Linked DNA regions of Homo sapiens: regions 1, 2, 3 and 4 are each linked to region 5. The links are chromatin loops, found by intact Hi-C in ENCODE. Cell type or tissue: heart right ventricle. All regions are shown on one strand. Region 1 has its middle 150 kb from the start of LINC02344. Region 2 has its middle 17 kb from the start of LINC02344. Region 3 has its middle 23 kb from the start of LINC02344. Region 4 has its middle 210 kb from the start of LINC02344. Region 5 overlaps STARD13 (StAR related lipid transfer domain containing 13).

The links. Peaks named below come from ENCODE experiments on the same cell type or tissue, not always from the same donor. Only the 100,000 strongest peaks of a DNase experiment are listed, where the experiment ranks them.
Region 1: it touches region 5 in a loop (4-fold over the local background); 15 of 110 quality-filtered maps call a loop at or near these places.
Region 2: a loop joins it to region 5, with 3 times the contacts of the local background. A loop is called at or near these places in 10 of 110 quality-filtered maps.
Region 3: it touches region 5 in a loop (4-fold over the local background); 14 of 110 quality-filtered maps call a loop at or near these places.
Region 4: a loop joins it to region 5, with 12 times the contacts of the local background. A loop is called at or near these places in 66 of 110 quality-filtered maps.

The regions. Positions count from the first base shown.
Region 1 is chr13:33,485,106-33,490,105 of GRCh38, forward strand. It overlaps a transcript of STARD13 not described here. Among named protein-coding and RNA genes, the nearest start is that of LINC02344, 150 kb to the left of the region's middle. RefSeq lists an enhancer at 4,379-4,955. In heart right ventricle, a CTCF peak has its summit at 2,951 (motif pointing left); no DNase peak of the experiment used is centred here; H3K27ac peaks cover 1,210 bases.
Region 2 is chr13:33,349,564-33,354,563 of GRCh38, forward strand. It overlaps a transcript of STARD13 not described here. Among named protein-coding and RNA genes, the nearest start is that of LINC02344, 17 kb to the left of the region's middle. In heart right ventricle, a CTCF peak has its summit at 1,969; DNase peaks (open chromatin) are centred at 608, 728, 868, 3,858 and 1 weaker place; H3K4me3 peaks cover 1,850 bases; H3K27ac peaks cover 4,688 bases.
Region 3 is chr13:33,310,047-33,315,046 of GRCh38, forward strand. It overlaps a transcript of STARD13 not described here. Among named protein-coding and RNA genes, the nearest start is that of LINC02344, 23 kb to the right of the region's middle. In heart right ventricle, a CTCF peak has its summit at 2,278; no DNase peak of the experiment used is centred here; H3K27ac peaks cover 451 bases.
Region 4 is chr13:33,539,825-33,544,824 of GRCh38, forward strand. It overlaps a transcript of STARD13 not described here. Among named protein-coding and RNA genes, the nearest start is that of LINC02344, 210 kb to the left of the region's middle. RefSeq lists enhancers at 2,983-3,082, 3,183-3,292. In heart right ventricle, CTCF peaks have their summits at 3,021 (motif pointing left) and 3,246; a DNase peak (open chromatin) is centred at 2,857; H3K4me3 peaks cover 2,618 bases; H3K27ac peaks cover 5,000 bases.
Region 5 is chr13:33,226,835-33,231,834 of GRCh38, forward strand. The region is part of intron 1 of STARD13 (StAR related lipid transfer domain containing 13); the gene reads right to left. Among named protein-coding and RNA genes, the nearest start is that of STARD13-AS, 48 kb to the right of the region's middle. In heart right ventricle, a CTCF peak has its summit at 1,911 (motif pointing right); no DNase peak of the experiment used is centred here; H3K4me3 peaks cover 1,173 bases; H3K27ac peaks cover 4,773 bases.

The DNA.
Region 1 (5,000 bases), 260 kb after region 5:
AGCCTAGGAATATTTTCTCTCAAACTCCTACTTGGTAAATTGCAAATGCAATTAGTGGAAATGCATTCAGATTTACTTGAATGAAGTGAATGTCAAAAATAAGTAGACAGCTAATAGTTTTATTACTGTCTAGTTCTTCTGAAACTCAAAGGCATTTTTAATTACCGAAGTGAAATGTTCCATGATGTTACAAAAATCTTTGAAGTGAGACCAGTTTAAAGTATAAAACATTTGTTTTTAAAATGTTTCTGACTTTCAAAAAACTCTCCAAGAAATTAGGAAATTATGTAAATATGCAAAACATATCCACAATATTTAGCCCTCAAACTTAAAAAAAAATGCTTTGTTGGCATAAACTCATTAGAAAACAAATAAGAGTTAATGTTTTAAAGAAGAACAACATAGATTATAAAGTAATTTCCAGCCCTGAAAATTTTCTTGTGCTACATGAAGATATTGTGGAAATGGCTGGGCCTTGCTAATTCCCTGACAAAGAGCTGAGAATCTGATCCTCCAGAGGGACAGAATTCCCATTATCACTTGAAATTGAGACTAAATGAGGTAATAGATATGCTATACCTTTGCATTTTATTAATGCCTATACAAATATAAGGTACCATCATTGATAGTACTAAAAGTCAAATTACCAAAAACATTTGTTTCTAAAATATTTTTGACTTTCAAAAAACACTCCAAGAAATCAGAAAATTATACAACCTTTCAATTTCAAATTATTTCAACGCCAAAGAAGGTCCATGCAGAGATGCAAGAAGAAAACAAGAATTAGACTGGGCTAAAATAAAATGAATTAATTATCAGGTGTACTTTGGTGAATTGAAGATAATCAAAATGTGGAATGCAGAAAGTGTGCAATTCAGAGCGCTGAAGATGGGAACAATTCACTGTAGACCCTTGACTGACTGCTTATAAATCATGGTCAGAGTGCTCCTAACTGATTTCACCTGCATTTTGAGATCAGCCCTGACCTAGAGTGACCCTAGGGAAAGAAGTAGATTGGAGTTATTTCTTGGGATTTGGACCCAGAGACTCCTGAAGTGTCCTCAAGAGCCACTAATAGAATGTGAATGGGTTTCTCAGTGTCCATACACTTAACAAGTATGGGCTTGTTAACAAAGTAAAGGGGCTAAAGTGGGACCGAGAAGAGGGCAGCTGCAGAGTTGGAAGCTTCAAATCCTTTCTTTCCTACATAATGATACATTTCAGGCATCCCAGTGGATGCCCGAAATTGTGCATAGTACCAACCCCTATATAAACTATGTTTTTTCCTATATGTACCTACCTATGATAAAATTAACTTATAAATTGGGCACAGTAGGAGATTAACAACAATATCTAATTATAAAATAGAACAATTAAAACAATATACTGTAATAAAAGTTATGTGAATGCAGTCTGTCTGAAAATATCTTATTGTACTGTACCACTGTAAATTCAAACTCTGGAGAGTGAAACCGCAGAGAAGTGGGCACTACTGTCCTCTTTCCATCTTTCCTTATTGATGCTTTTTTCCAATATGTGATTTGCATGGCTCATGTCCTCCACTATTCTGTTTACTGACACACTTCTTTGCCTCATCACAGCCATTCCTCTCCCCTAACAACTCCTCTTCCAAAACACAAGCTCTTGCACTTGAACACTGCCTGCCTTTTGCCTGCAGAAAGAAAAGCAGTGCCTTCAAAAGAGTACCTCCACAGTGACCTGTTAGGACTTTTATGACATAGGGAGAGCAGTTCCTCATTGACCTTTAAAAAGTTTCCTCCACAATAAATTGTGCTGCCTGCCATATTGCATCATTGAAAATATGACATTTTCTATTGGAGAACAAGTTACTCAAGCCAAATCATTTTTCTAAACTCACCGTAGCCTGGAATAACCATTTATTATTAAAACAATGACCTTTTAGAAAGTATGGTTATTGGTCTCTGTCATATTGTTTGAGCACTCCCAAGCTCTATGACCTTGGGCAACTTAACCTCCCTGAGCCTTGGTTTCTTCATCTAGAAAATGTAGACATTAATAAAGCCTGTATCACAAAGTTGTGAAGATCAAATGAAATCATCCATGTAAAGCTCTTAGGACTCTTTTAGCACAAAGTAAGGAAAATCTTAGCAGCTGCTGATGCTGTTGCTGTAGTTGTATTTATTATTGTTGTTGATTTTGTTACTATCATTATATGTGTAAAGGATATGCTTTTTTCATTTTCCCTGGGATCTAGTTAGTCCAGTTTTCACAATTATCATCTCACACATAGACACGGAAAAGAATCCAAAAGTTAAAAATACACAAAATTACTTTGGCTACATCCCTTATAAATGAGGAGACATTAGTATATTTTAAATAGTCTGTGAAAAGAAAAGAAAGGGGGAAAGTTCAGAATGTGGATGTAAGATAAAGGCTCTAAAAGGAGGAGAGACATTCCCAAGACTCTGGGCTAGGGATGGAAGAATGTTATGAGAGTTTCATGAGATCCCGGTGCACTCACATCATTAGAAAGCTTTTAATTTGGGCACCTTCATAATCTTCCTTGTTCAAAAGTGTTAACCTTGGTCTATTACAATGCCCTTACTCTCCTTAATACACGAGATTTTTCTCAATGAATTGCTTGCCTTGCCCTCCAAAGCCACGTTCCTCAATCTTACTTTCTCTTTTAGTTATCATCCACAAACTTCACCAAGCTTATACTTATGCTGCAGTGTGTGATCCATCTGACAGTCACTTCTTCACCTTTTGCAATCTGGCATACAACCCATCACTCAATGAAAAATATTCTCTCTGTGACCTCTTGCTCAGCTATGTCCTTGTATTTGTGAGCTCCAAAGGTCTGTTCTCTCAGTGCTGGTCTTCCAGGGCAGCTTCAAAGCATCTAATCCTCTCCTTCCCTTGGTGATACCATTCTTCCTTGGCTTCTATGATACTGCCCTCTCCTGGTTCTTGTTTGTGTGTCTCTGGTCACTGAGCCTTCCCCTCTAGTTCCTCTTCCTCTGCCTCTCCCTTAAGTGTACATATTCCCTAAGGTTCTGTCCTTAATCTTCCTTTTTCTCATTACTCCTTCCTCTAACTACAGTTATCTTGATTTTGAAGACCCAGGCTGCCAAATCTCCATCTCCGCTAGCACGATTCCGGAGCTGCATCCAGAGGGCCACCTTAGAGGTCTACCATGCCTCAGCTCAAGAGTCCCCTCATCCAGGTGTGCTTCTCCTCGGTGCTTTATTTCTTAATTAATTGCACCTTCATCAACTCTACCCTTCCGATTTAGAAGCCTCAGTATTATCTTTGATTTGTATTTCTGTGTCAATCACAAATAAAATCAACAATCAAACCCAATTACTTCTGTCTACAACATCTTATTTCCAATATCTGGCTCTTTCCTCCTCAAAAATCTTCAATGGATCCCAATTGCCCCTCGAGAATAGAATGAAGATTTTTAAGAATGAGATCAAAATATTACTAGGCAATGATCTTCCTTTTGGGCATGAATACTCATTATCTTCATGAATTCTATGCTTTTTCTTCTACCAGACATTTCCTGATCATACAAACACTTTCAAGCTTTTGAATCTTGGCACATGAAATTGCCCTAAGCTGGAATATCCTTTCTTCTCTCCAACTACTGGAATCCTATCTATCTTTCAAGTTCAAATACCAACTTCTCTCTGTAGCCTTCTTTGATATTCACAGAATTCATCCCTCTTTATGCTGTGATCATATATGATTTTGTGTTAACACATTTAAAGCATTTAAGTCATGCTTATTAACACATTTTCTTTACCTGAATTTCAGACTCATATTTAATTCCCCAACAATCATCTCCACTGGGTTAACCCTCAAGTCCCTCAGATTCATTACACTCAAGTTGAACACACCCTGCTGACTGGACTTGGTCTTCCTGCAGTGTGCTTTCTGCTGGGAGTCACCCTTCATTCTTCCATCTCTTTCTAATTTCACACCCTGCCTAAATGATTCTAGCTTCTAAATATCTTTCTAAGGTATTCACATCTCTTCCCCCACTATTAATAAACTAGTTCATACCAGCATATTTTATTATTAGTTTTCTTCCTCTGGTCAATGATTAATCAATTGATTAGAATTGCTAATAAAAAAAGATCAACTCTCAGTTCAGGAAAATAAATATCAAGTTATATAATCTATATGTAGTCATATAGCCTTTATAGTTTTCTGCCTTCTCTTTTAACTTCCATAGGGCAACTCACTATAGTAAAGCCTTTTGTGTTATTAAGTTATCTCTTGGTAAACCAAGTTAAAAATTAATTTAGTGGTCCAGTATTCAGATATTTTTCTATTTAGTTATAATAAAAGCTAAGAAGCCATCATATTATTCTTCATTTTCTTTCTCTGACCAATGTCTAATACATGACTTAGAGAAATTAAATGTTACTTTTATGTGGGTCAAGTCCAATCAACTAATAAAAAACAGGATATAGACATCTGAAAACAATGTACCTATTAAAATTTCCTTTTATACTTTCTTTTCAAAGTGTTTAAATTAGAGTTTAATGGAAAGTATGAAGTAATTTACTTATCCAGCTTCTACGGCCAAAATGGAATGTGCTAATTTTATTAATCTGAACAATGGTGGCTTGCATTTGAAAAGCTCAAGAAACAGCGACGCACCATGGGGCTAATCACTTCAAGTTTTCTTTTCTTTATCTCTGCCCATTTTGCAAGTTCTCATTATTTGCATGAAGACTCTCAGAGAATTACCAGACCAGAAATGTAACCCATTGTATTCTTTCTTCTAAAAGGGGTAGAAATCATTTTTGAGATCATTTTCAAAATTGGAACATTGCTGAAAGGAAAAAAATCAAATGGATCGATAACCTTGAGCTTAAGGAAAAACTGTATGTTAAGCAAGCAATGGTTGTGACATAAAGTAATAATATTACTCATTAAGTAAATTTTTTTTAAACTTTCACATAAGTTTAAATAACCACTAACAGAATTTTATCTGATACAATTAT
Region 2 (5,000 bases), 120 kb after region 5:
GGGCGGCCTTCTGATCCACGCAAGGATTCTTAAGGACCTCCTGGCTCAAAACAATCACTTCCTCTCTTGCTGTGGTTCGTGGACAATGGAGTCCCAAAGGGAGGCCTTTCCTTGCAACCTCAAAGGGAGGAAAGCCTGCTTTCACAGCTGGCAGGGCCTGCGGACAGCCAGCCAGCTACCTGCACCAACTACCGTCCACCTGTCTCCCGTCACATCCCCCCCTCTACCCCCGAGTGGCTGGTCTGCGGCGCTTCGGACGTGCTCCTTGCCTTGCATTCACTCTCCCTCCCGCGCATTCAGTGGATGTGTCCCACGTGGAGAAGGCGAAGTTGGGAAGGGGCAGCCCTCGCGAAGGGCCACTTGGTCTGGGCACTTATTCACTGGGGTGGAATGGGATGGCAGCGGAGCAGGGGACAGCCTAGGCTAAAAGGCCGCCCGGGGGCAGCCCCTCCAGGTAACCCGTCCCGCGGCCCGCCAGCATGGAGCACCAGGCCTGGCTGTCAGCGCGCGCGTCCGGCACGGAGCCCACACCCACCGGGAGGCGCGGCGGGAGGGCGCTCGGGGCCCGGCCCAGGGAGGGTGGTGCCCGCAGCCCGCTCGCCCCGGCCTTGGGCTCTGAAACTCATGCCCTGGAGCCCAGAGCAGAGGAGGGCGGCGGGCCCGGGCGGGCTACGGGGCCGGCGCCTCCCCCGCCCCCGTGGGTCGCGGCGTCTCCGGGGCACTGACCTGCCAGCCGCCTCTCCCGGACGTTCTTCCACAGCAGATCCCAGGCTCTGGCCGTGGAGTCCCGCAACTGCTCACTGATGGATCTCCTGAGCTGCGTTTGGCAAGGTTTCCGTTTGCTGGTCATTTTAGATCCGTCCTCATAACGACCGGCGGGCTCTCCACCGCCACTCCCGCGTGGCCCGCGACTCAGACTCCCGGCGACTGGAAAGGACGGACGCGGCACTCCCGCCGGGGTCCCGGGACCCAATGCGGGCGCGACATGGGTCGGTCCGGCGCTGGGAGGCTGCGCCACGCGCGAGGACCGGGATGCCTGGCCACCAGAAACGCCGCGCTAGGTTATTAACCTCTGCGCTCGCCAACTCCTCTACTCCTTTCCCACTTTCCTTCTCCTCCCCTCCTCCCCTCCGTTGGGCGCTCCTCCACTCCCCTCCCTCCCCTGCCCTCCCCCTGGCTGCCTCGCGCCCCACTCCTTCCAGGAGCGCGCTTCCCCTTCCCTCCCTCGCCCAACCTGACAGCCTGGTCCCCACGGCCCCCCACTCAAGGAGCTTCCAGCTTCTTTTCCAGTTTTACCCAGAAATCAGGGGCTGGACCATACTCCTCCTATTTCTTGATACTTTCCTTTATTTTTCAGTTTCAGAAACTACCACCTTCACAACTACAACAACAACAACAAAAATTTATATATGCCACAGTGAGAGCATAACTCATCCCAGTTTCCCTAAATTCAAGTTACTTGAAGTCAGCTACTCGGTTAGGTTGACATTCTTTTGATGTTCAATATTGGTGATCTGAACATTATGTTAATCCTTCCTGATTTCTTCAATGAAATAATTATCTGGCTGCAAACTACAATTAAATTAATACGGTTTGAAGTGTCAAAATATTATTTCCATTGCATAGCCATTATGAGGAGAAAAATAACTTTAAAATATTCAGGTCAAACCATAAGGAACCTACCTAAAATAGATTTACATACTTTGAGAAAGCATTACAATCTGTATGCAGTGAAAGAAGTACGTATTATGAAGAAGTGAAATATGAAAATAGAAGAATTTTAAGGTATTTTAGCCAAAAACGTAAAGTAGGCTTGTAGTTAGAAATTAACTCTGATTCCTGAAGGAAAGAAGGAAATGTATTGGCTCTTTAAGAAATACATCATCACTGAAGTCCAAGCCCACTTCCTGGACTTCAACTCATTCATAAGGAGAAGACAATACTGTCTCAGGCCTCGGGGTGTCCTGCAGTTCACAAAGTTTTGTTTCTGAAGTGCTTTGAGGTCTTCCAAGAAAGTAACTGTGACAACATTTAACTAATTCAGAGATGTGATTAATGCCTTACACCTCAGGTTTGGGGAGGGGAACAAATTTTTCAAAAGGAATTTCTGAATTATTGAATCTGCAAAATTGCTTGAATCTCATTTCTTTTTAAATGTCTTTGTACCAAGCTGCCACATAAGAACCAAAATTTAATCAGATATTCATTTTAATTCCAGGTGCTCCACAGGAAGTTTGAAAATTAAAAGTATTCAGTCCTTCCTCTATTATATAAATTGCTACTGACTTAGGGAATGCAAACTAACCTCTACCTAAAGTATTCCCTCTACACTTCTGCTACACTTCTAGTAAATATTCCCTCCATCAGTTTATCTTGTTGGTAGAAAATGGGAATGACAGGGATGATGGTAAGAAATAGTCTTTATTGTCTTATTTTGTTACTTTAAATATTTAAAAATGTTAACTAGTGAAACATACCTCAGAATGAGCTAGAAAGTAATGAGATACTTTTTTTGTAGAATCCTGGTAAATCTTTGAAATAGTCAGTTATGAAGCAATAAGTCACGGATCAGAAACGGACTTGAAACTGTGACAGCCGGTTATATAGACTAATCCAGATTGCTTTCTGGACACAAGCCAAATACCCTTTTGATTCCATCCTCTGCTTTGTATGCATGCAGAGGTAACAAAATGCTCTGCAAAGAACAAGACTCCTGTTGTCTTAAAGTGGCTGCTATACAGTGTAACAACAAAATGTTTATCAATTACATTCCCAGGAAAGCTGTATACTTGACTTTTAGAAGGGACCTCTTGTTGAATCAAACAGACGCAATAGTTTTAACATTATATACACGGGAACAGAACATAACCATTCAAGCTATTTCAGTGATCATTTAGCTCTCAAGAGCGTGGGCCCCTACTACTTTCTATTCTAGCACATATTTTATATTCAGATGCCATTGATTAGGAGTTTTCCTTAAATGACTAATTTGAAGACTAAATTCTGGAATTGCACATTTGTTTAGTTCTGGCTGTTGGATGGCCCATGAATTGAGGACTGTCCAAGAGAAGCCAGATGAAAGACGGAAATGATCTGCCTGGAACAGGTGCCGGCTGAGCAGTGTGTGCCACCCAGCATGGCCCAGCTCTCTGCCAGCCCCGGCTGCTGGCCCTGTTGGAAGAAACCACACAGCTGTGCAGATGGAGCCGCCACAAATGCCAAGTGTTCCAACCTCAACAGGAACCTCAGGGCTACTTGGAGTAATCTGTACAGCATCCGCTCTCATTCTCCCCAAGATCTGTTTCAAAGTTGAACCTTAGGTAGCATCCCCTGTGGGGCCTTCACCAGATGAAAATATCACCTATTAGGAGAAAAGAACTCAGGTAACCCCCTAGCCCTACCTACCTTCTTGCTTACTGTCTTCCCTCCCATCGCAGCGGAAGAGGTGTTGCTCTTCCAGCCCGAGACCACGTCCCTCACCTGTGTTGGGCTTTCTTTCCCTTCTTGTCCCTACAGGTACTTTGCTACATTGGTTATTTCCTCTCCCTCACATACCCTCAATCTCTGCCTCTCCACAGGCTCAACCCTCCAGTCTCACCCTGCTTTTAAATAAACCAAAACTAAAATAACAGCAGCCATCCTAAAGCCCACTGCCTCTACCCTGTGTCCCTGGGAAGAGAAGTCTTTCCCTGTCAACACTGCAATCTGGGCTTCCTCCCTTCCTCAATGAACGTGATCTTGCCAAGGTCACCAATAATCATCTGGTTGCTAAATCTAACAACGTGTTCCAGTTATTGTTGTCCTTTCCAGGGTGCATGGACCATTGGACACTGTAGCCCATTTCCTTCCTCTGACACAGGCTTGTCTCGTGGCTGTCAGGCGACACCCTCCCCTGGGTTCCTCCTTTTCACAGATGGCCTCACATGGTCCTTCTTAAGGCCTGACAGGCTATAGATAGAAAGTATATGTGGTTAAGAGTGTGGCTAAAGGCAGTGTCCCATTTGATTCTGCATATGTTTCTGCCTCTCAGTAGTACCTCCCTAGACGATTGCATTGTGGATTAAATGAAATAATCCATTTGGCACATAGAAAAGACTTAACCTATGCTTCCAACAACAATACTATTATAATTACATTACTGTCCTAGCCCAAATCTATCCTGAGCCCTTTCAAGAAGCCTTCCCTGACACCCAACCAAAATAGCTCCTTCTCACGGCATCCAGTTTAGTTTTCCTTATAGCGCTTCCACTTCCAGACATTGTGTTTGTTTGTTTGTGGTTGGTCTCCCAGGCAGACTGTGAGCTCCATAAGAGCTGAGGCCCTGTCCGTCTTACTTGCTTGTGCATCCTCAGTGCCTAAAACAGTCCCAGACAGTTATGATCAGTAAATACTTGCAGAGTAAATGAATGATTCTACTCTAGGGCCATGTATTGTTTCCCTTCCGGATGGGTATCTCCAAAACTTTCCTTCCAAACCTGCTCTTTCATCTCTATTTCCTATGTGAGCCACCTGGTGCTACCACCCATCTAGTGACTGAGAGAGAAATCTAGAAGACATCTGAAACACCTCCATACATCCTATGCTGCTTCAATCTTCCCCCACTTCTCTATCTCCTGAGTAACTGATTTAGTTCAGGTTTTCTCTTTCCCTTCCCTGAATTTCAGCATAAAAAGAGTCCCATTTGAAAGCTCTTGGTCTCACTGCACTCTACGTCTTTATACATTAGCTGTTCTTGAATGCCCTTACCCTAATTTTTTTGTTCTTCACTCATCCTTCGAGATTCAACTCAGATGTACTCAGATGTCACCTCCTCCTTAATCCTTCTACAAATCCCAGTGGCTGGATGGATTCCTCTTCCATTGTGTTTCTTCCATGCTTTGGGGATACTGCCGGAGGAGCACTTATCAAAGAGCCAGAGTTCAGTGTCCTTACCTGTTTCTTCTCAGCTGTCCCTGCAGTCCTGAGTTCCTCCAGGTAGGACTAGCACAGAACTTTTATTT
Region 3 (5,000 bases), 83 kb after region 5:
ACTTGCAAAGGCTTTCTTCTTCCCAGTGTTTGGATAGTTAGGAATACAGGGCCACACTGAGTTCTTTTCAACTGCAAGTTAGACGGCAGCAGGCAGCTGTTGCTCACTTGGTTCTTGGGAGACCACGTTGCTGACACCCTCCTGGATGCATTGATGGCCCTAATTCCCCCTTTGCTAGCAAAGGTGCTGGTGGTTCTTCCGGCTGTCAATGAGTTTAAGACAAGACTGCAGGAAAAGAAATAATTAGGGGATTGCAAAAGGGAAACATATTTTACAAAATATTTTCATAGGATTATAATAGAATATTTTGCACCCTCCAGCCTTCTTCTTTATAAGTGAAAGTTACACAACTCTAGGCTGTAATTCAGGAAAACTGCACAGACTGATAAATAGCAGTAATTATATCATTGAAGGCAACTGAGCAGGAAGGTTAATAAAACACTGCCAACTCTCTTGCGATATAAAACTTGCATTGCTGGTTCTTCTCCTTTATTATAAAAAAATAACAAACTAAATGAATGTGGGCATTCATGAAATATCATTAATATTCTGAACTTTTTGAAAACAGACTGCTTTCTTATTCACCTTGAATAAAATTCAATATATATATTGAATTTTAATATATAATCTTTTCACCTTCTACTCATTGTGTATAATACTTCTCAGAGGCAGCAGGATGTAGTAGAAAGTAGTCATGCATCACTTAATGATGGGGACATGTTCTGAGAAATGTGTCCTTAGGCAATTTCATCATTGTGCGAGCATCACAGTTTGCAAACAAACCTAGATGGTAGAACCTATGACACACCCAGGCTATCTGGTATGGCCTATTGCTCCTAGGCTACAAACCTGCACAGCATGTTACTGTACTGAATACTGCAGGCAACTGTAACCCAATGGTAAGTATTTGTGTATCTAAGTCCATCTAGACATAGAAAAGGTACAGTAAAAATACAGTATAAAAGATAGGCTGGGTGAGGTCGCTCACCCCTTTGATCCCAGCACTTTGGAAGGTCAAGGCAGGATCACTTAAGCCCAGAAGTTTGAGACCCACCTGGGCAACATAATAAGACACCATTTCTTAAAAAAAAAAAAAAAAAAATAGTTGGGTGTGGTAGCATGCACCTGTGGTCCCAGCTACTCGGGAGGCTGAGGCGGGATGATCTCTTGAGCCAGAGAGGTCAAGGCTGCTGTGAGTCATGATTGCACCACTGCACTCCAGCCTGGGCAACAGAGTGAGACCCTGTCTCAAAAAAATAAAACTAAAAATAAAAAGATAAAAAGAGTGCACCTGTATAGGGCAGCTCCATTATAATCTTATGGAAACACTATCATATATGTGGTCCATTGTTGACCAAAACATCATTTTATGGCATATGACATGGATTTTTAGGAAAGAACTGGGTTCAAATCCCAACTCGCCAACTTCATCAGCTGTGCTCTTGGGAAGCCTACTTAATCTCTCTGAGCTTCTGTTTCTTTATTTGCAAAATGCAGATAGGAGATGTTTACCTTATACCATGATTTTGAGTATAAATCAGATTATTAAAAGTGCTTTGTAAACTATATATTTTAGTTGTAATCTTATTTACGTATTTCATCACTTGTAGTCTGAAGTTATCCATCTCTCTGTTCATTGAGTCAAAACGGAATATTTAGTGGGCTCCTTTTTGGTTCTGGGATACAGAGATGAAAGCACAAAGGCTGAGACATTCAAGAGCTCATGGCTCAGAGGAGGCAGGCAGCCGTGAGAGAAGATGAGGCCAAGGGCAGGGCCAAGTCCTTTCTCAGCATAGGTGGGAAGCACCTTGGTAGGCAAGAGATGCTTTTCTTGCATGTGGATTATCCAGTAAGTTCTATGTTAAAGCAGGGGGCAGAGAGGTAGGGAAAGTGTAATTCTTTCATTTCCCAAAAAACACTTAATGCTGTTTCTATAAGAAAAAAAGTTAATGCTACAGGATTTGTCACCTATTGGATATGCAGTTCGTGTCAGAACAAATGGTTGTTTCTCCTTAGAAAGTTGTGCTTGAAGCATTTCATGAAATATCCATGTTTTGTTTTACACAATATACATAAAAGCTGCAGTAACATGTAATCAACAAACATTTTTACTGTTTATCTTAGGGTTTCATTTGCTTTGACTATAAAATACAAGGTTCCATATTTAAACCCATGCATTTATTAAAGAGAAACAAGTCATTGTGTCCTAGGGACAAAACGTTATGTTCCTGTTCCTCTTATTTTCTTTTTCCTTTTCTCTGAATGGCAATCCTGGGTTCTAGATGCCACCTAGCTGGGGAAGATAGTCTTTCAAGTTGAAATTCCCTTGTCAGGGGTGTTTTGTGCCTATATTCCTATCTAGAGAAACTAACCCATGCCTTTCCTGCTCCACCCCTTTTCTCCGGCCTTTTCTGCCCTCACCCCACCCCCATCCTCTCATTTTGCGTGACTCTACATTTCCACATTTGTGCTTGACTCGGGATGCAGGTAAAAGTCAAAAGATGGTATCATTAAAACAAGGAGAAAAATGAGACATTTGTTCATTCTCAATGTGTTTGGCATGAATACTTTCTAATATATATTATAATTTTTGCTTTGTGGACTTGCTCCTTCTAAATGAGTCAGTGTAGATGGTGGTGGTAATTTATTTGAGTAGACATGTGGCAACATGGCTTTCCTTTGCAAATCAAAACAAACAGAAACTCTGCTGATTGAGTATGCCAGGACCTGTTGTTGGACACAGAGACAAATTTTATTTTAGAACATCTTATTCAGATCAAAGTAACAACAACATTTGTAATAATAAACAACAAAAATTCCATAAAGCACGGTCCATTTGTTGAGCCAGATTTACCAGGGTTCTACTTGAACTCTTTTCCTAAGTAATAACATTGTTCCTAGGTGATAACAATTCTAAGCCAACTGTGATGAGTTCCAGAACATTTGGATCCTAGTTAGCGGAACTGAAGTTCTGAATCCAAGCCCATAATTTGCTTTTAATCTCTTCAGAGAATGGCCAGTTTTGCTGTTGGATATGAAAGACTGTAGATTGTTGGGGACACACACAAATAGAAATTGTATAAGCATCCAGTAAAAGTAAACATTATTTAAAGTATTACTGATGGGAATTTTTAAAATTTATCATGAGTGCATTGCTGTAGATATCTGCTTTTAGTAAACAGGATATTTGGAATGAAAAAAATGTGTTATCCAAGGGGAAATTTTATTACAATGTAGCATTAATTAATGCTTGCTTTATTAATTAAAAATTAACAGGAACTCAATAAGCAGAAGCCACCAATCCCATTAAATATTTCCATTTGTATGTCCTTCAGCCACCCTGATTTGGCATCCATGGTCCTAATTCTTTCTCTTCCAACTTGCTAATCTTTCATGCCTGAAAGTTCGCATATGATGCTGACCCTTGCCAGAGCATCTTCCCTTTTCTCCATTCTCTGGTGAATTTCTACCTAGATTTAAACATTCTCTTGAGAATCCTCTTTTCTGGAAAGCATCCCACAATCCACTTGTCCCAACTCCACCTTTCTCTAATTTGTTGGCTCCCACAGAACCCCAAGCTGATGTTTTTCAGCTGCATGTAGCACAATTCCACTCCTTCACTTTATTAAATGAGTAATACAACTGATGTTGACAGACTAGAAATGACCAAGATCATAATGATAATAAATAGCAGAGCCAATACTCTAATCCAAGTCCTCTTACTCTAGGGCAATCATTAAACTCTCCTTAGCTGACTGACTTCATAGCTACCTGACCTTTTTTGAAACCTCTTACTTTTGCCTAGCAAAACAACTCATCATCGTCTTTTCCCAAGCATTTACAGATACCATGTTGCACCCCCTTAAAATACTCTCTGACCTTCTTTGGGCTAATCTCCATCTTTTCTATAATTATATTTTTGATATGATAGTTAGGTACTTTCATCCTTTTCCATGTATCTCCATCACACACATGGCTGTGGTCACATGCCATCTGTAACTGCCATCAGTAAGTCAACCCTGCCATCAGTGCGTGAATCCTTAGAGCTAGATGTGGCATAGTTAACTGTGACATTAGGAGGAATACCGGTAAGGGCTGGCACCTGGAGAGAGACCCCTCTCCAAGGAATGAGATAAGAGCAAATCTAATTATGGTAGCTGTCAGGCCAAGCCCAAGCTGAGGGATAAGAACTGGATAGGTACCCAAAGTCCAGCAGAGATAGTGGCATCAGAGAAACTCCATAGTGGGCAAAACCCAGTGATGGCTAACTCAAGGGCAACAGACAAAGCAGGCAAGAGTCAACAGTTACTCCTGGGCACCAATAGTGATTTGGAGCAGGACTACAGCCACGGTGGTAGGAATGTCATGGGCAATGACGAAATGCTTAGATGTGTTATCAGGATAAGGACTTTGGCATAAGGGATTATAGCAGAAGGCCAGTTATCTGAATCAAGACATGGAAGAAAAGCCAAAATAATTGCAACTGCGATTAAATACCATATTCTAGGCTCTTTGTTAAGTATTTTTATGCATATAGCAGACATTTCATAAATATTTGATAAGTGAATGAAACCAATGTCTCATTTAATTCTTATAACAACCAATAACACAACCGAGCACCTAATGAGATCAGTATTATTATCCCTATGCTACAGACAAAGAAATGACCAGAAAACTAAGCAGTAGAGCCAGAATTCAAACCCATGTCTGTTAGAACACCACAGCTGGGTTCCTTCCCCAGTACTAGCTTGCATTGGTGCTTTATTCCACCTATTTAATAATGAGCAATCAAGTTCTTAAGACTGGAAGTGATGTATTTTATAATCTCTGTACCTGATAATATAATCTATGGAGAGTACATGTGGTTGACTAAGAATTATTTAGGTTATAGAATGAGACAAAGCCAAAACAAATGACACACAAACACTTTTTTTAAAAAAAAGTTAGGAAGAGTGCACTTTTTCATTGGAAGTTATAATGTACATAAGATCTGGATGATG
Region 4 (5,000 bases), 310 kb after region 5:
ATACAACTTACAAACAAAAGCTGCTCTTTAAAAGACACTTTTAAGAAAATGAAAAAGCAGGCCACAGACTGGGAGAAAAATATTCACAACATATACTTCTGACAAAAAAGTCATACGCATAGTATGTAAATAACTCCTACAACTCAATTACAAACAACTTAGTTTTAAAATGGGCAAAAGTTTTGAACATATACCCACTTAATGGCTAAAACTAAAAACTAAAAATAGCAAGTGTTGGCATTTGATAAAAAGACCTGTCACCCTTTTAAACTATAGTAGTTCCCCCTTAGCTTCAGGGGAAATGTTCCAAGAACCTAGTGGATGCCTGAACCTCAGAGAGTACCCTACCCTAAATATATTATGCACGAATTTCTTTTTCTTTCTTCATAATTTCACAGATAGAAGACTGATTCTTACCAACCACTTGGTTCCTAGTGACCTTAGGTGATTCCTTAAGTCGAGAACTTTCACCTTCCACTTAAAGGAAGCACATTAAGGCTTCTTTTGGCATATCCAAATTGCCAGTATCACTACTATTGGGCCTTGGAGACATTATTAAGGAAAATATAGGTTATTTGAATCCAAGCTCAGTGATATGGTGATAGTTGATAACTGTGATAGTGGATGCTGAACAAAGGGAGGATACACGTTCTGGGAGGCACAGAGAGAGGCAGCATGAGATTTCATCACACTACTTAGAACTTCTAGCAATTTAAAATTTATATTTCTGAAATTTTCCATTAAATATTTTTGGACCTCGGTTGACAGTTGGTAACTGAAACTATGGAAAGCAATACCATGTATAAAGGGGGTTCCTATACAAGGATGTTTGATGAGTGCAGACACAAATAGATTCGATGGTGGGAATACACAAAAATTCTTGGCTTATGCTCACAATTCTTTTTTCAATAAAGTGTGAGGCAAAGTCATTAGTTGAGGAAGTTGATAATTTGAGGAAGGAAAAGAATGAGATATTTGGATTACAGAAGGAAAGGGCAAAGTCAGTAAAGCAAAGGAGTAGGAGAGCTGATCAATATGCAGAGCCAATTTAGGTGTGAGATCACACTAGTCCACCCAACAGTTAACAGGCTGAGCCCAAGCTCAGAAAAGATAAATGCATGCAGGAGTTCATCCATGGTTTGAGTTTTGCCAGGGAAGTGCTAAAAGTGAGGGATAAGAGTTGAGGATATTTGCAAAGGAGTCAATGCCACTATTTCTGAATATATGTGTACTCTTTGAACTGTGAAGGGCTATGTTACTGTAACTTTATAGTATAATGGTAGCAAAATGAAGCAATCCCTCAATTTAAGGTTGGTTATATACGATGTAGAGAAAGATGGGAAAGTCGAAAAAAAAAAGTAAGCAACTAAATGGGATATAGCCAAAGCTGAAGTATGCAATGATGAAATAAACTGATTCCATATTCCACACATTTGATTTTAGGGTCTAAAAGCTATTTTGCAATCTTCCAGATCACTCTTTGAAGACCTATTACAGCTTCAGCTCTGACCTCTTTCACGTGTTTTCTAGTATCTTCCAACATTTTCCCCTTTTCTTCCCCTTTGGATATCCTGCCTCCTTCTTGCCCTATTTCTGACCAATCTTGAATGATATTGCAATATCCCCCTAACTTCTACATAAACAGGTGCCATAGTACTCCTCACGTCACAGCAGCGTTTTTTCCAGTACCAACTACCCAGACTATCAAACGGTTTTAGCAAAAAACAATGAAATACACTTATTTGGCAATTTCGGACAATCTTTCTTATATCCTCCGGCCCACTGCTGTTTCTTTCAAAATATCTACTTAAAAGCCTGTATTCCTTTCCCTCTGGCTTTTACAAGGATTGTTTTTATATAGGCCCTGGACTGCAAAGAGCTTTGAAATCCAGATAAAAGTGTTTACCAAGGCTGAAGAAATTTTCCAGGAGAACTGAGCACTTTGCACAGATGACATTTTTGGAATTAGTTTAAAATTAAACGGAGCGGATGCAGATTCATACAGATTTTATTTCTGCAACACACTTGGTTGTTTCCTTGCAGCATCTAAAAACAAAGCCAATGCACTTTCAGAAACTACTATGGTCCTCCAAAATTCAAAAGTGAAAAAATGACAAAATTTTTCTTTGTAACACATCTGCACAAGAGGCTTTCCTTTAAAATTTGATAAAAGACCAAGGCCACACCAGAAAACACAGAATATAAAACTGTGTATCGACAAAAATTAAAAACTAAACTCCTTAAGAGAATCGCTTGCTAAAAAGTTTAAAAAACACGAAGACATGCTTTCTTAAATAATTTGAAAATGTTTTTGGTTCCACACGAGTAGTCTATTTGTTTGCGTGCCTTTTTTATTCCTTGTGACACCCCTACCTTCTCAGAATAAACACTGAAAGATGAACAGACCGGGGGATCAAGCCGGTTCACTAAGATTTAGAGGGGAAGGCTGGGTCCATCTTAGCACTGAGACCGCACCCAGACTGCATTTGGATCGCTAAGGACTAAGAAAACAGTACAGATCCAGTTTTACCTCTTATACCATTAATTTTCCATAAAGCCTTCCAGAAACCTGACTCACAGCCAGAAACCCAAACCCCGTGGGCGGGATTTAAAACAAAACCCATTACGCCACCATTTCCGCCTTGCCTGCCTAGCAAACGTGCAAACATTGAAAAAGACGCACACGCAGACCGCGCCTACGTCCCCAAAGTGCGCAAGCGCACGGCGAGACCCCGCCCCTCGCCCTCCCACCAAGACGAGGCGCGCGCACCAGCAACCAGGGCCCGCTGGCGCCGCCCCGGGTTTCCGCTCCGGGGCTCGTCGGTCGCCGTTCGGTTCCGGTTCTGGCCCCGCCCTCACGCGGGAACCCTCCAGAAGTCTTAATATCCGGGACCAGAGGCTGGTTGCAGCGCACATTTCCGGCAACGAGCGCAAAGGAAGGGATCCGGTGACGCCTCTTCCCGTCTCCCCAGCGGCCCAGGCTCTGGCTCTCGGTGCGGCAGCGCCATCTGGTGCCGAGTCTCCCGCCACCCGCGGAGGTGGCACGCGCCCTTCTCTCGGAACCTTCCAGAGAAACCGTGGCCCCTGCTTTCCTTTCTCCCGCCCTGGACGGGGAGGGACCCGAGTCTCCGCCCCGCCGAGTTCCCGCGCGGGAGGGACTTTGTGGCGACTCTGAAGCGGAAGCTGCCTGTAGGAGGAGCTTTACAAACCCAAAATGGAGCGGAAACTGTTCTTTCTCTAGTTTTAAGTCCAGAAGAAACGGCGTCCTTTTATTTTTTGCTTCCTTATGCGTTGTTGCTGGGTCATTCTCAGTCTTCCCCGTATCAGTTCTTTAATCTTTGAGGACTGGGACCCTGTATTAATTGCCTGGTAGGAAGATGACACGAGCTTTGTGGCTTACATTGGCCTCTGCTGTAAAAGCTTTTGTTTCCTTTGGCCTATTAAAGCGCTGTTGTAAAAGCCTGCTGTGTATGTTAGGAACCCATCGAGAAGCAGAATGTAGTAATTTGCTTTAAAATAGGCCATGGAAGTTTCAGAAAGGTAGCCTCAGAAATGCTCAATGTAGATTCGTTTGCATGTCACGTTTCTTTTAGATAATCAGAGAAAGGAAAAGTAATTTCCCCAAAGTTAGTAAAATCAACACATTTTCCTTTAATAATGTTCTTTTTTTCCTGTAATCTTGGAGTACTAACAGAGTTGTTCTAAATGTTTTATTGGAATGGTGCTGTGGATATCAAAATATATAATGAAACAAATTTCCTTTAGAGTTTAGATAGCACATGTTAACTTGACTCTTTGATTGTATTTCTCCTATAGTAATGCTTCTCAAACTGGAGCATGCATCCAGATTCTCTAGAAGGCTTGTTAAAACAGATTGCTGGGCCTCAACACCAGAGGTTATAACTGGGAGGGAAGGTCTGAGGATACAGCTGGATTAGTGTAGCTCTAGTAAAATCTCAGGTGATTCTGATGCTGTTGGTACTAGGACCACACCTGGAATAATTTAGAGTTCAGGATTGCTTTGTCAATAATGCTTTTTGCTGTTGCAGGACAGACGGTACTAAAATATACTGGTGATACTAAGCCTGCACAAGTTAGTAGTCCTTTTGACTCCGTGGATGGGAAGTAGTAAACTAAACCCTAGAACCAGTAGAGAGCTACATAAATGTTCACAGATTAAAGCAACCAGTTCATAGAAATGTATTCTGTATATGATCATGTGATAGAGGGTGCTGTAATACCAAGTATACTAAATATTTCAGTTATTATACAGTAATTGTTCTTTAGCTGTTAAATTAGAAATGACTAAAATTAAGGACAAAATAGTTTAAACAATCATACTAATTTTACCCTTTGGAAGATGCCAGGTTTTTTTCAGTCTTTTGCATTTCCTCAAGTTCCCTTGTTTTACGGAATTCTCTACCCCCAGCCCACTCCCATCCCTACCGTGCCATTTATAAATGTACACAGTGCTTACATTATAAAAAATGATCATCTCAGAACTTGTCTCATCTTTTCAGCAGGACTTTTCTCAATTCTGTCAAATTCTGACTGTGCCACTGCCTTTATTGACACAGTAATTAAATCACGCAGTGATTAAAGTGTGCTGCACACTGTAACTTTTGTGCTTGCTACAAATAGAAATACAGATATTGTTAGATAAGTTTATGTTTATGATAATCAGTTCCTAAAATGTAGAAAGCAGTCGGTTTTCTGGTCTCAGTTTTATTTAAATCACTGCTATTTTGTTTACTGGATGTAAGCTTCCCCCTCTCTGCTCTAGCCTGAATGGGCCTTCGTGAAAAGAAGAAAAAAAAGATTGAGAACAACTGTCTTAAAACCATGGTATTTCCCTAATAGGCTAGTACCATGTATTTGGATAATTACTGATGAATCATTTAAATCAGGGAAAGGTGCATGGTTTTGTTTTTTTGTTGTTTTTTCTCTTTTTTTTTTTTTTTTTTTTTGAGATGGAGGCTTGCTCTGTCGCCCAGGCTGGA
Region 5 (5,000 bases):
TAAAAAGTCTATTAACTTGACTCATACTATAAAACATCTATCTTTCTCTTAAAACAGTACTTCTTAACTGTTTTTAAAGATTTTTAGGGATCTTAACACATTTCTCTCCATTAAACATATGGCATATGTATATTCATTCGTTCTTATAATTTCTGAAGTTTTAAAGAGAAGTCACCAGATTAAGAACCTCTGCCCCAGAGAAAATTAAGCAAAACCAAACTGAGTGTTTTCAGCAAAGCAAACTTCATTCCTAACCTTTAAATGGCCATAACAAAATGCCTCAGTGACCAGTTGCTTTGAATTGGTCTCATCTACAACCTGCGAGCTTTGCTCAGCCCTCTGATGTGAAGTAACATCAGATCTCTAGCCATAAAGCCATTCCCTTAAAGTTCCATCGTTAGTCTTTTCTATCTTAGTTCAAGGTCTGCTGGCAGTGATGGACTCATCAGAATCTCAATGTCCTCATAGATAGCTAAAATACGATCCCAGGTAGTTCAACCATATGTGGATTTAAACAGATACCTAATTTGTTCCAGAACTACTTTCCATATCAATACCTTGAAAATACTTTGTAAGTTAAATCTAAAAGGAGGCATGGAAACTTCCTCTACAAATAGTGAAGCTAGTCCAATTCTTAGGGAAAAGAGACAGTCATTAACTCTATATTTAGAGCTAGGCATTCCATTCCCCCAAACTACTCTCTCATCAGCCTAATTGCTTGAAATTCCTGTTCTTGTTTAACACTAGGGCAAAGCATTTCATTTTAAATTTGAGATAAGGTTTATACTCCAAATACCCTGAAAAAGGTAATTTAGGGTATTAGGACCACTTTAACTTGGACATGACTATGGAGGGGGTACAACAGGGAGGCAAGATGCTGGATGCAAACCTAGATACCAAAGACAAAATGAGGCACACTTCCCTCACTCCCATTTTTTCCTAGGACAAGCACCATAAGGAGTATCAGTTAATTGAAAAAGTCTTTACTAGATGCCAGGAGCTGTGTCAGGTACTGAGGTTAAAGTGATGAGGAGAATACTGCAAAGCACAACACCATCCTGACAACATGTGAGAAGCTCAAAGCCCATCAGAAGAAAGAGACAGGCCCTTTACAAATGAACATAATGATAGATTGAATGTGCGATCGTAAAACGAAACAACGCAGAGCAGTTTTTAACAGTTGCGTGGTGGGGGAAGGGAGATGCAAATAAAAAAGAACATTTGACTTGGATTTGTAAGGACATGAAGAATTTTGCCAGGTGGGGAAGTGGTGGAAGGGAGGAGTTATTTCAGGCAAAGGCAACATAAAAGCATGGCACAGAAGCATGAAGAGTACATGGAGTGCTCATGGAAAATCACTGAAGGCTGGGAGGGAGCCCCAGTGGATTCTGGTGGATTGCAGCCTCTGGCGAAGGCTGAGGTTGCCTCTGGACCACATTACTCCCCCATGTATTTCTTTATAGAGACATATTATTTTCAACTCTTTTGAGAAGAAACATTCATACTGATTGTTTCTTATTTAAACTATGAATCTATTAAAATATCAGGCATTCTTCATAAAAATCATTGATAAAAAATGAATTAAGAGTACAGTTCATTTACAGTGTTTTTTTTTTGGAAGTTAAAATTGAGCTCCTGTTATAAAACAGAGACTGTGTGGACTCCTTAGTGAAAGAAACTCAGTTCAGAGGACAACAGGCGACAGTGGACAACCTGGTCATATTCTGTGGTTAGTCAACCAAGAGTTTGATTCCACCAGTATCCCTATCTTCCTTGCTTCCAAGCATACTATTTATCTTTAAATTAAATACTAAATGAATAACATGTTTGTGATTGCTAATTCGGACATGGGTCACACCACAGTTTTACACCTTCGAATACAAGATTTCTGCAGTTCCACTACATGTCCACTAGAGGCCTGTGAAGAGCTTTTTTCCCCCATCACGTAGAGTCTGATAACCAAAAAGGCCAGAATTAAAACAAATAAGAAATATTGATTAGACACGAGTAAGACAAGGATCTAATTGGTACGTAACCTCACAGTAAGTATCATAATTGTGGATAAAATAATCAAAATGCAACATTGTTTCAAAACTCCAAGATACCAAATTGCAAAACTTATGAAACTACTCATATGTAACCACAAAAGCAAAGTTAAAAGAAGTAGGGCTTTGAAGACTTCAGCAACCATTCCAAAAGGCCAGCAGACTCTGGCAGGCTTTGACTAGGTGGAAGACTGCACCAAGTGGTGAAGCAGCCTGAATAAAAATTGCCAGCAGCCTGTATGGGCTTCTAGATCTTCAAATGCATACTCAATCTAAAAGGCATGCAACCAACGGAGGGAAAACTCCTTGGTGGGAAAGTAAACAATGCAGTGATTTAAGGCAGATGGGCTGAAAAGGGACTTCCTAAATAGCGACTCCATGGAAGTAAACAGGGGAAGACAGTTGAGATACGGCCAGGACACTGAGATGACACAGACCAAAACCGACCCTATGGTGAAGACTGTGGAAACTCTCAACTTAAGAGGAAAGAGGGCAACTTAAAGCAAAACACTTAACATATTCGATTTGCCAGGACAACCGCAAGACTGCGTGAGCACTGGAAAAATTACCAGAAGGACAAGATGCCCTGTAACATCCCTTTATCTCTTGTCGAACTCAAAACAGACTTTCATTCATTTCATGGTCTGCTTGAACAAACACAAACAAAGACGAAAAATACTAAAAGTCACATCACCCGTGCCAGGCATGGACACGCGAGTGCACGCGTGCACACACACCACACACACACACTACTTCTAGTCTATTTACAGAAATGGCCTGTTTTTCACTAGCTTTGGTTAATTAGCAATCAGAAGAGAGTTGTATGGGGTTGGAAGAAAGAACCCTTTGTTTGGAAAACCTGTGAAAATATTCCCTCAGAAGCTTGTAACTTTCCCTACGCATCACCCTGGCCCTGAGGACAAGCCCCTGTGCCAGAAGCCTCAGTGAGGCACACAGAGCTCACATTCAAAGGCAGCTCTCTTTGTTGTCCCCCAGGAGTTAAACCTTAATGGGTTCACAATTTGCAGGCTTTTTTGGAGAGTGGCTTAGTGGTGGTTGCCTGCTGCCAGAAATGGAGCAGAGACAAACCCTAGTGAATCCCACAGCTGTTGTGGCTGCTCCATTGGAGAGAAGAGCAGTTGCCTGAGGCATTTCAAAGACAAGCAAGAACACAGGGAGACATTATGAGGCCTGGAAGCGAATTTGCAATTATTGGGAGCAGATGGTCAGTCCACATGGGGAAGAAGGAGATTGTAGCCATCGTTCTCCAGTGAAGACCATGGCAAATGGTAATTCACTGAGTCTTATGTCCCCAGATAAATCTTGTATTGGAAAAGTATTCAGCTGCAACATAAGATCATCATCTGCAGCTAGTTAGTTTTACTGTCACGCTCTTGACTTCTAAACCTAAACAGCCACAACTTGGACAGGAAAAAGCCAGTACATGCACATCCTACCTTGGTTAGAAAGAAGAAGAGGCGTGGCTGCTCTGGTAGAAATAGGGAGAATACTCATCCTGGCACCCTGGGTTTCCTGGAGGCAGCCTGCCTGAACACTGCCTCCAACATTACTTTGCCCAGCCCTTTATTTCAGAAAAATCTTCATTTTAAACAAACATTCATGAATGCTGGGATACTGCTGAATGATTTTGAGAGTGGAGCTTTCATAATCTTCTTTTGTAAGCTATATCCACTTTTTTTCATCACCCTTTCCGGTCAAGGGCTGCTTTCTGATGCACAAGAATTCTCTTTTGCTGAAATCTCAGCCTATTTCCTGTTATCCTCATGTTGATTCATCTGAGAATCACATTATCTCTTCTAAAACACTGTTTACTTAGTCCATTATGACACGTAAGGTCGGTCTTTACTCATTTTATGTTTGAATGATTAATTTGTTCAGTTTATGCAAAGTACTCTTAAGTACCCCTGATGTGCAAAGTGCCAGCGAGGCACTGAGGAGGATGGAAGAACCATAACTGCAAGATGCTAAGAACCTGGTGAAGGAAGCAGAAACACTTGGGAAAGAACTCTAATACCTGTGAAGTGCCAAGATACGGGCATAGTCAGAATGTTGTGGGCATATAAAGAAGAGAGAAAATAATACTTATTTCCAACTGGAGAGATTGGGACACTAGCTTAGAAGGAGATAGAGTTTAAGTTGGGCTATATATAGGATGACCTACCATCCCAGTTTTAAAACTTAAAGTCCTGCATCTCAGGACACTCCTCAGTTGGCTGAGTGAGTGATAAAGGACAGTTGTAACTTCAAGTTTATCTCAAGGGTGAGACACAGTGAAGAAAGTCTCAATGGCAATGGGCTGGGAGTGGAGATGAGGGGCTGGTCAGGCCCTCAAGCTGCTGACTTGGCAGCCATCGGTGCATAAGGCCCTGGACAGGGTGAAGATTTTCAGGACAGCAGGGCCAGGCTCTCACTGTGCCATACATTGCACAAGGCACCAGGGAGACGAGGCTCAGGCCTGGCACATGGGTGGTGGCTGAGTGGCTTTCTTTAGACTGGGTATGAGCTCTGGTGCTTCGTAGTCCTGGGACTCCTATAACACACATGAGGGCTTACTCAGGCTGGCCTCACTGCCCTGCAGGCTAGGGCATTAGAGAACCCTACATTATGAATGAGGGACTGGAGGAGGGGCAGATTTGGGGGAGTTGTGGTTTGGGCCATGCGCATCATCTTGAGTTGAAGGTAACATAATAAAAACTTGTGGCATGCGTTCACATTTACCATCTCACTTTGGAGCTCTATTTAGACCCACATCTTAGAAAACTAACTGTTAAAGAATGGCCTTGGTCACATGGCCAGCAGGGAGAAAGCTGGGGCACAAACTGCAGTCTCTGTTTCTGACTGCAGGTCCGGGGCATTCCCATAACTTTTCCAGATGACTAAGGTTTACCTGAAACTTTAAAGATTTTAACAGTTTCATGATTCAGTGTCATTTTA